2 separate regions of the Homo sapiens genome follow, and region 1 is linked to region 2. A link is an interaction called in ENCODE POLR2A ChIA-PET data of the cell type or tissue named here. Cell type or tissue: endothelial cell of umbilical vein. All regions are shown on one strand. Each heading gives the region's core, and the rest is flanking DNA. Links, peaks and the distances in the headings are about the cores only. Region 1 overlaps WDR1 (WD repeat domain 1). Region 2 overlaps CLNK (cytokine dependent hematopoietic cell linker).

Evidence for each region. ChIA-PET counts read pairs that join two places held together with the same protein. Peaks named below come from ENCODE experiments on the same cell type or tissue, not always from the same donor. Only the 100,000 strongest peaks of a DNase experiment are listed, where the experiment ranks them.
Region 1: POLR2A ChIA-PET joins it to region 2 with 5 read pairs; 1 of 35 experiments calls an interaction of 5 or more read pairs at or near these places.

The regions. Positions count from the first base shown.
Region 1 is chr4:10,093,626-10,098,999 of GRCh38, reverse strand. It overlaps WDR1 (WD repeat domain 1), which reads left to right. Exons shown (of 15, transcript NM_017491.5): 4 at 1-8; 5 at 1,109-1,289. Among named protein-coding and RNA genes, the nearest start is that of MIR3138, 18 kb to the right of the region's middle. RefSeq lists enhancers at 2,279-2,768, 2,173-3,372, 3,950-4,720. In endothelial cell of umbilical vein, for the core only: no CTCF peak of the experiment used is centred there; DNase peaks (open chromatin) are centred at 2,329, 2,689 and 5,039; H3K27ac peaks cover 3,989 bases.
Region 2 is chr4:10,604,130-10,609,503 of GRCh38, reverse strand. The region is part of intron 2 of CLNK (cytokine dependent hematopoietic cell linker); the gene reads left to right. Among named protein-coding and RNA genes, the nearest start is that of CLNK, 78 kb to the left of the region's middle. In endothelial cell of umbilical vein, for the core only: no CTCF peak of the experiment used is centred there; no DNase peak of the experiment used is centred there; H3K27ac peaks cover 723 bases.

The DNA of each region.
Region 1 (5,374 bases), core at 223-5,222, 510 kb after region 2:
AGGGAGAAGTGAGTCACTCCTCTCAGCCCCTCCCTGCCCTGTTGCTGTGGCTCATGCGTCCATGTGCTATGACCCTGGGAGGGGGATGCGCTGATGTCTGTACTAACTTGCACTCGTGAGGGTTGAGCTCCCAGTAGGTGCCGGGCCCCGTGAGGGCTGGCTGCAGCCCCAGGTAAGGTAGAACTCCACATCACACTGGGTTTGTCACCAGGGCCCAGCACTCATGTATCTCCTCTGACGTCCTGAGTGCCTTGCCTGCTAGAACCCCAGCTCTCATGCCCACCTGCAGGCAGCAAGAAGGGGACAGAGTGAAAGAGCAACAGCACTTCTATTCGGGGTCCCTCACAGCAGCTGCCCCATGAAGCTGCCAGGGAGGCTGAACTGTTTCTTCCAGCTGGGCACCTCCCCCAAGGGTCTCTGATGGAGGAGGGAGGGGCAGTGGATGCTGGCTGGGTGGCACTGGGTGGCTACTGACCTCAGGGGCCTAGTGACTGGTGAGGTTGGTGCCGAAACCCAGGTTTTTTTAATTCAAGAGAGTCAGAGTCCCCCCTGCAGCACCATGGCTGGCCATAACCCCTTGAACTTGACAGTGGCATGTCTGTTCTTCACTGAATGGCACTTTCTCGTACATGTTCTAGTAGGTGTTTTTCCATGGCTTCTCAAGTCATTCCTGTTGGTCTTAATTCCTTCTTTTTTCAGTAGCAAATAGTAACTAAAACAGTGTTTTTGTTGAATGTCAGCCAAGAGCAGGGCATCTCATTCCTGTAGGGGATGGTAACTGTTCCCTCCCAATAGAACTGTAAGGAGAATGGTGAAGCTGTAAAGATAGCCCTGGGCCCTGTGGCGTGGGGCCCCACAGACACACACATGCATCCCCTTCCCGAAGGCGCCGGCTTGCCCCATCTTGTTCTTGGGTCCTTTGGACAAATGCCTTGTGGAGCCAGAACCCCAGTGCTTCCCTCATTTGTCCCTGTGGCGTTCTGAGCTGCCTGCTGACAGTCACTCCATCCTCTGTGCACTGGCAGCTCAGCTATCAGATTGCTTACCAGCCTTCTGGGATTGATTTTTTTTTTTTTTTTTTGTCTTCCACCTGTGTCATTGGGTCAAGGTTTGGAGCAGTCTTCCTCTGGGATAGTGGCTCTTCTGTGGGCGAGATTACAGGACACAACAAAGTCATCAACAGCGTGGACATCAAGCAGAGCCGGCCATACCGGCTGGCCACGGGAAGCGATGATAACTGCGCGGCATTCTTTGAGGGACCCCCATTCAAGTTCAAGTTCACAATTGGCGTAAGTGAACTTACTTTTTGGGTGAAATTTGTGGTTTGTACATGAGGCTAGCAGAGGCTGAGCCTGTTTAGATGCTGATGGCAGAGACCACAGCACATGCCACGTATGCCATGATACACAGAAGTGGGCTCCCAGGGGTGTGCAGAGAGAGGGAGGGCTCCCCCACCCAGCACTCGTCCTCCCCAGGCCCTCAGCTGGGCATGGATGGTTCCCACAAGGAAGGGCCCTGCCCTAGGATGATGTGTGCCTGTCGGGGATTGGGGCAGGAATGTCCCTGACCGTGTAACCAGGCAAGCATCTGGGGCTGGAGGTGCTCATTAGAGAGGGGAGCCTGCAGGGCCTGCTGTTAGCTGAGCCACCAAAGTGGCAGAGGAAGGGAGCTTGCGGGACATCCAGATTGGTCTCTCCTAGAGACAGTGAGGGCAGTGATGCGCCTGCAAAGTGACAAACGGTTAGAAGACTGAAAGATACTTTGTGGAAGAAATGTGCCAGAAATGCGGCAGGCTTTGGGTGTAGCTGGCAGCATCTCAGAGGCCCATGCCGTGCATGCGCCCCGCCTTAGGCACCCAGGCCTTGCCAAGCCTCCTCACTTCTCCCTTCTGCAAGACGGGGGTGTGCCGGGGCCAGCAGCATCTGAGGGTTTTGACTATGAATTTGAAGTAGGAGAGCCACCTGGCAGGTCTGGAGCATCTGTGATGCCCATTTTCCTGCCCCAGCTTTGTAGGAGTGAGGGGAGGAGCCCAGCAGCCAGTCTCAGCACAACCCCACGGCTCTGCCCTGGCTTTCCCCATCCCGCTTGTGCTTGCGCTGAGGATGGACAAGAACAATGGACCCGGAAATGCACATTTTAGGGACTGTTGATGTCCTTGGAGGAGGTTGTGTTTGCAGATTGGACCAAGTTCTCGGGACTCCTCTTGGAACCGTCAGTGGTTTCACTGTCTGCCTCATGGAGGATTAATGAGATCATGTCCTTAAAGTGGCTCAGTGAGGAGCACTGTCCATTTTAGTGACATCATGCCATGAATCATAAATAGCCTGCGCAGTGCAGCTGGAAAGGGCGAGGACGGGACCCACAAAGTGAGCAGAATTTCCAGAGACTGTTCTTGGCTTAGGGTACAGGAGGGGGCTTTCCAAGGATGCCCCGTTCGTAGTGAAACAGGCTTCATTTTGTCACGGAACCGCAGGCTGAGCTGGGCCTGGCTGGGCAGGTGAAAGCATAGGGAGGCTCCCTGTATGCAGCTGAACACGCGGCAGCTCTCAGACTCTGCTCTTGTGGCTACCACCTAATGGGTAGGTAGTGGAGACCTGGCTATTTTGGGAGCTGTATTGAAGGCTGTGGCTTCAGGCCATGTTTCTTCGCTAGGGTGGAGGCACTGCAGAGCAGGGTGAGTAATGCTGAGTCAGCTGCACACCCCATCTCAGCCCAGGGCAGGAGGAAGCAGCTCAGAGACTTCTGTGGTAGCTAGAAGCCGGCTGTGGGTGGGGGCTCCTTGGCCTGCCCTGGGAGGGATCATTTCCACTCTGCAGCTGTGCATTAAACCCAGCACAGGGTGCTCAGCAGGGTCAGGGGCACCAGTTTGTTCCAGGGGTGGGCTGGAGCCTGTCTTCTTCACCAGGCTGCTGTGCCCCTGTGTGCTTGCTTGGGGACTTGTCCAGAACATTCTTTCTCTTTAGTTGTCCTTTCTAACTTCAGAAAGGACTTCACCCCACTGCCCTGGCCCAGGAGTGTTGGGTACAAATGTCTGCCCAGCTAGCCCAGCTCCAGGGTGGGTACCACCATGTGTCTTGAAGTCTTTTGTGGAACCCACAACCATGGGCCCTGCCTGAGGACCTGGGAGAAATAGAAAGGGCTGTGGCCTGGCACAGAGCTAGGTGGCTGTGCCCCCCTCGGGTGAGTCATGCCTCTGGGCCCTCCCGGAAACAGGGTGACAGTGACCCTTGCGTGCTGCACCCTCAGCCACAGGGAGGGTGTGAGAGGCAGCAGTGACCATCCACATGCTCAGGAGACATGTGCGGACTCAACTGCCCACGCATAGGAAGGACAGGAAGGGTGCTCAGGGACCCCACACCTGCCCCCAAATACCTTCTGAGTTGCAGATACACTTTGGTGTGTATCTGCACTTAAGCCCTCCGGACCCCAGAGGAAAGCTGCGGTCGTGCTCTCCATGACCAACCCCAAGACAAAGGGAGCGCGTGCAGGCTGGGGGAAGTGAGAGGAGGTGTGAGTGCTAACATGAGGCCCAGCCACAGTCAGCTTTGAGGACATGGTGGGCTGAGCATCGCTGGGCTTCCTCCCGTATGTGGGCTCTTCTGATGTGGTCGGAAAGCCTGGGATGTGGAAGTTCTCAGGAATTAATTGAGCCTGTTATAGTAAAAGATTTTAAAACCATATGTGGGCATTTTTTATTTTAGAGGGAATTAAGTTCCACTTGCTGTGAAATCCACATAGCAGTGGTCTTTTTTCCCCAGATCTTTCATTCTGCAGCACATGACGGCTGAGTCTGGGCTGCCTTTGCCTCCGCACCAGCGCTCAGGCCTTGGTGGCCTTGCCTGCCGCCCCTCGCCTCCTGAGAATGAGCAGCTGTGGTGGCAACTCGGGCCTGTCTTCATCTGCGCCTTCTGCACCCACTCCCTGCAGAGGCCCCCTGTGGCCGGGACCAGGAAGCTGCCCTGAGCTTGGGGGTGCAGCGCTGGGGTGGCAGGTGCTTCCCTAGTTACCCAGGTGGGAGAGGGACTGGCGTATGACTGCGGAGGGACCAGCTGGGTCGTGTTGGAGCTGCTGCCTTGAAAAGGAACAAGGCATGTTCTGAAGGCGTTTCAGTACAAGCTGAAGCAGAACTCCATGATGCTGTGCCTGAGCTGAAATGCAAGCAGCATTCCCTGTGTGCCCCTCGTCCTGAGGGACCGTAGCCCAGCTTTGGTCTTCATTTGCCTGAATGAGGCTCCAGGAAGATGGGAGTGGAGGAACATTTGGCCTGGAATAAGCCTGGGTGCCGGCTCATTCCTACCCAGTGACATTGAAGACGCGGTAGGTGACCTGCGGAAGTAACTTCCGGGGTTACAGGAGAACGGTTCTGAAAGGAGACCCTGGGCACCGTGGTCTCGGGTCTCCAGCACTGGCATTTTGCGAACCCAGGGGTAGGTTCCCCTCAGAGGGTCTGACCGTGGCCTGAAAAAGGGAGGGTGGCGAGACCATCTCCCTGCCTTCCCCCATCTCACCCATGGGGATGTCTTCATGCCAGGCAGGCTCCTGGGATAGGTACTCCTGGATGGGTTTAAAGGCCCCACTGAGTTTCTCTCTGTTGTCTGCCTTCGCCATGCGCATTACTTGGGCCAGGTTCTTTGCCTCTCTGGCCATCCGCTTCCTCCGGTCGGGTGAGCAGTTGGTTTGGTGGTCTAGGATGACCACACGCCCCCTCTGGAGTGTGGCTCACAGCTGTGTGCATGTCCTAGGTCCCAGGAGTTGGTGGTGCACTGGATAGTTTGTGTCTAATGAAATGGTTACTTAGAGCAGCATGTCGTCCTGGGGGCTCAGCCTTATGATGCAGAACTGAGAACTCACTGCCAGATCTAACAAGCTGTGATTGTAGGTGGAAAAATGTTCAGCACGGAAGACTTCTGGCTTCCCTCACTGGGGTGCCACTGCTCCCTCTGTTCCATTGCCTCTGCCCTGCGGGGACCTCATACCTCACATAGTTCTCCCACTTGAGGCTGGAGCCAAGCAGGGCTGGAAACCTCAGCTGTGGCTGTTACCGGAAGTGCTGCCTTCCTGATAGATAAGGAAAATTTGAGCTCAAAACAGGCAAGGTTTCTGGTGGTTTTTCTTTTTCATATTTCCTCACTCAAGACAGGGCAGAGAGCAGATGTTTCAGCCCTTCTGGCATGTATGGTGGCTGCCTGGGCCATGCCCCTGTGATGGGCATGCAGGACCGCCTCCCTTGTCTTCAGCACGCGCCACCCCTCCTGTCGACTGGCCTTGCTCTTCACTGGGCTGATGGCTGACTCCTGAAAACTGGGGGCTGACAGCAGGGAGGGTGACCTGGCCCAGGTCACATGGCCAGTAGGTGCCCCAAGGACGGTTAGTT
Region 2 (5,374 bases), core at 98-5,097:
ATGCAAATGATGACTGTGCAGGTGGCAGTCACTGAAAACCAAAGTCTGATCCATTTCAATGGAGAACCGAGGGCCTTACTGTGAGTCAGAAGAAGCTAGAAGACAGGAATGCAGCCCAGGTGGACCCCAGGGACTGGAAGGAGATCAGAGAATGGGCTACCTCCTGACCAATAAGGAGTTCTGACTAAGTATGAACCCAACAGGCAGCTGTTAGAGCTGAGTACCAAGGGAAAATAGGGCCAGAGCCAGGTAGACTGTCCTGAAACCAGGCAGCCATTCAAATCAGGAGTAAATAAAGGTAGGAGTATGGGGAAAAGAGAAGCAGGGGGGATGAGAGCCCCTTGCTCATTGGCTTGGTTCCCACTCACTTGGCTGTCAGCTTCACGAGGGCAGCACCTATCCTGTCTTGTTTAACGTGACCCAGGCCTGTTATGAACTGAATGTTTGTGTCCTTTAAGTTCCTACGTCAAAATTCCAACTACCAATGATGGTATTGTTAAGTGGGGCCCTTGAGGCCCTCATGAATGAGATTAGTGCTCTTCTAAGAAGAAATGTAAGAGAGATGATTTTTTTGGCCACGTGAGGATACCACAGGGAAACAGCTCTCTGCAAATCAGGAAACAGGCTCTCACCAAACGCCAGTTCTAAGGGTAGCTTGATTTTGGACTTTTCAGCCTACAGAACTATGAGGGATAAATGTTTGCTATTCAAGCCCCCCAGCCTATGGTAATTTGTTATAGCAGCCCGAACTGACTCAGACAAGGCCTAATGCAATCCCCAGCCCACAGAGGCTACTTAATGCATAGTTGACTTCAGAATAACATGAGGGTTTTCTTCCCGATTTCAACACAGTTCAGTAAAGAATTTTCGTCATTGTTAAGGAGTTGGTTCCCATGACCCAGACACAGAGCCTTTTAGGAATAGTCAACAAGGATGCAAAAGGAGAGGCAAAAGGTTCGAGACGAAGCTGGGGGCTCAGAAAACACAGCTGTTGTTCACTAAGGAGAGAGCAAGCATCATTCTAGTTCACAGAGGAAACATGTTACATCCACCTAGACACATTTGGGAAAGATTATTGGAAAGGATGGCATCTGTGCTGGTACCAGAAGACCAAGGAGAGTTGGAAGATGTAGAGATGGGAGAAGAGGAGGAGAAGAGAGGGAATGGGCCTAGCAGGCCGAGGAGACTGCATGAGCAATCTGCATCTCAAGTTGCTGTATTTCAGCTGAGCAGGAAGTTCAGTTTGCGTGGACTGTAGGTTGCAAAACAAAATTGAAGAGTTGAAATGATAACTAAGATAAAATTGTAAAAGATCTTTGAGTGGAAAGGGATTAGTGTCAAGGAGATCAATGGAGGAATTCTTGCAGGGGTCCGGGAGAAAGATCAAGAGGCTTTGGTAAGCACAGGACACTCCAAGTTCTCATGTCATGTTACATATGCACATCTCTCCAAGTACATGGATTTTTTGGGACTCTTCTACTAGATTTTCAGCTGCTAATGATTCAGCACTCTTATTCCTCTCTGTTTAACACAGGTACAGTAAATTGCTCAGGATATTTTTCATGATTATCCACCATGGACAACATGAAACAGCCTCACCCTCTGATTTTACAGATTCAATAACCAGGGCTTATAGTTATGAATGGTTAAGTGATTTAGTTCAGTGACACAATGAGTTGATAAAATAGTTAGGGCTCAAATCTGAATCACACAGCCAAGCCCTCAGTCCTATTCAGCTGGCTGTCCCTGGACTCATTGTCCAGGATTGTGGCTGAAAACACCATAAATGGGAGGCACTGACAAGATGTATAGGACCCTCTGAGCAAGGTCCCTAATGCTGCAGCTGCTTCAGAATAGAAGCTTGTCTTCTATTTGAGCCATTTCCCTAACTTTGTGCTACAGACATATTGCCAGGCAAGACAAAAACAGCCTCCAAATTCAGTGGGTTGTGTTTCCTGGCATGCAAAGGCACAAGGAGATACTGTACTTTATAGGATTACAATCTCTGAGTAGGGTTTGCAATCATGCCTTATCATCAGTGTCTGCTTCCCAGCAAATGAAGCTTCCTGCAAGATAGCAAGGCATGCGTTCATTGAAACAACCCAGATCAGGAGAGAGATTGTACTATGGCCAAATGATAGATAACAAGACCCACTGTGTCTTCACTGGCAGCTCAAACTCCAGTATGACTCAGGTGGGGGAAAAGAGAGCATGCCACAGTGGGGCAACGGCAACCTACTAGGACCTTCTCACCTGTCCTTGTTCTTCTTACCAGAAACCAGCTCAAAGCCTTGCTCGACTCTTGTGAGCTCCATCAGCACAGAAACTCTATGGATGCACCTTTTCCCCCGTTCCTCAGACACCCAGTGTTGCCTAGAATGGACTACCAATCATCAACAGAGTCTGTTCATTGAAGTGACAGGTTTTGAACCAAGATATGTCTAACTATAGGACCCAAATGGCTAGAGCCCTGAACCATGGTTTTCTCATCTGTAACATCAGCACAATATGTGTATCTAATTTAAGAAGTTGTGACGATTAAATCAGCTCACCCAGGGCAGTACCCGCAACAACCTAGATGCTTACTACCTGTTAAAAACATTTTTTTTCTCCTGTATCTGTCAAGAAGCTGTTCCCAATGACTACAGCTTTATGATGTGTATTAGTCAGAGCTCTATAGAAAAACAGAATCAACTATGTGTGTGTGTATATATAGATATAGATATAGATATATAGATACAGTCATGCACCATATAACATTTAGGTGAATGATGGGCCTTCTATATGATGGTGACCCCATAAGATTATAATGGAGCTGCAAACTTCCTATCACCTAGTAATGCGGCAGCTGCTATAACATTGTAATGCAACACATTACTCACATGTTTGTGATGATGCTGGTGTAAACAAAACTGTGCTGCCAGCATATAAAAGCATATCACATACAATTACGTAAAGTACACAATACTTAGTAATAATAAATGACTATGTTACTGGTTTATATATTTACTAGACTATACTTTTTATTGTTATTTTAGAGTGTGCTCCTTTTACTTATATTAAAAAAAAAAAAGTTAACTGTAAAACAACCTCAGGCAGGTTCTTGAGGAGGGATTCCGGAAGAAGGCATTGATATCACAGGAAATGACAACTCCATGCGTGTCATTGCCCCTGACGACCTTCCAGTGGGACAAGGTGTTGGGGCGGCAGGTAGTGATGCCATTGACCCTGACCCTATGCAGGCCTAGGCTAAGGTGTGTGTTACTGTCTTAATTTTTTAACAAAAATGTTTAAAAAGTAATAAAAATTTTGAAAGTTTAAAATTAAATGTTTACAGAATAAGTATATAACAAGTATCTTCGTACAGCTATACAATGTGTTTTTGTTTTAAGTGTTATTACAAGAGTCAACATTTTTAAATTGAAATATTAATAACATAAAAAATTACAGTAAGCTAAGTTTAAAGAAAAGAATGTTTCTAAAATAAACATACAGAGTCTCCAAAGCCTACAGTAGTGTACAGTCATGTCCTAGGCCTTCACATTCACCCACCACTCACTCACTGACTCACCCAGAGCAAATTCCTGTCCTGCAAGCTTCATTCATGGTAAGTGCCTTATACAGGTATACCACTTCCTTTTCTTTTCTTTTCTTTTTTCTATTTTTTTTTTTTTTTTTGGACAGAGTCTTGCTCTGTCCCCAGGCTACAGTGCAGTGGTGTGATCTCAGCTCACTGCAACCTCTGCCTCCTGGCTTCAAGCGATTCTCCTGCCTCAGCCTCCCAAGTAGCTGAGACTACAGGTGTGCACCACCACGCCCAGCTAATTTTTGTATTTTTAGTAGAGACGGGGTTTTACCATGTTGGGCAGGATGGTCTCGATCTCCTGACCTTATGATCTACCCACCTTGGCCTCCCAAAGTGCTGCTGGGATTACAGGTGTGAGCCACCGTGCCCCACCCAGGTGTACCTTTTTTATCTTTTTTTAACTTATTTTTACTGTACCTTTCTATTTTTAGATATCTTTATATATACAAGTACCATTGTGTTACAATTGCCTACAGTATTCATTACAGTAACATGCTCTTTAGGTTTGTAGCCTAGGAGCAATAGGCTATACCGTATCACCTGGGTGTGTAGTAGGTTCCACCGTCTCGGTTTGTGTAAGTACACTCTACGATGTTCACACAAGGACACACTTCCCAGAACACATTCCCGTCATTAAGCGATGTGTCACTGTATATACATATGTATCCGTAGAGAGAGAGAGAGAAAGCAAGAGAGATTTATTTTAAGGAAATGTCTCACAAGCTTCTGGGAACTGGCAAGTTTGAAATCCGTAGGGCAGGCTGGCAGGCGAGAGATCCGGGTAAGAGTTGATGTTGTAGTCTTAAAACTAAATTCCACAGGGCAATAGGCTGGAAACTCAGGCAGGCTTTTTATGGTGCAGTCTTGAGGCATAATTTCTTCTTGTTCAGGAAACCCTAGTCTTTGTTATTAAGGCCTTCAGCTGATTGGATGAGGCCCACCCACATTATGAAGCATCATCTGCTTTAGTCAAAATCTACTGATTTAAATATTAATCACATCTAAGAAATAGCTTCACAGCAACGTCTACACTGGTGTTTGAACAAACAACTGGGCACCATAGCCTAGCCAAGTTGACTCACAAAATTAACCATCACACCATGAAACTGCAAAGGCAGTGAATAGGTGGGGAGTAGTGATTAAAACATCTCATTGCTGGAAATTCATTAGTGGACTTCCCTCTCAAGTTCCTATGTGAAGGGTTACAGCTCAAATTTTCAGGGGGCAGTCTCCTAATATAAAAATGTGAGATAATAGGGAATGAATGGTGGGGCTTGATGAACTTGAAAGAGTAGACCCCATACACACATATTTAAACTTAAAAAAAAAAAAAAAGCTGTGACAAGAAGCCTTTTTGTGCCCTTTACTTTTTCCAGGATGGGCAGATCAAGCACATGGATGTTGACTGGCATCTAGGCCATGGTGTATCATGACCCCAGAACCTTCCTTTAGTTGCTCAAGGAGAGTGCTAAAAATCTCCTCGGCTTAGAAGAAGCGTGTGCATGAATATGCAATTTGAAGGAAGTTTACACCTGGCACCCTTACAGCTTAGGGATCAAATGGAATGAACAAAATGGACATCGATCACTTGGCTACAGTTCTAGAACTGCAGCTTTGCCTCTTTGTAATTGAGTAAGCCACATTTCTGACCTGGCTGAAATATCTCAATTACCAATTGCCCTTCTTGATGCTACTGGTTGTTCAACTATGATATTCTTTCGTCATTTGGGGTAAGAATTGGGCCCTAGAGAATAAATATAATCACGAACATGCAATCAATGTATGAGG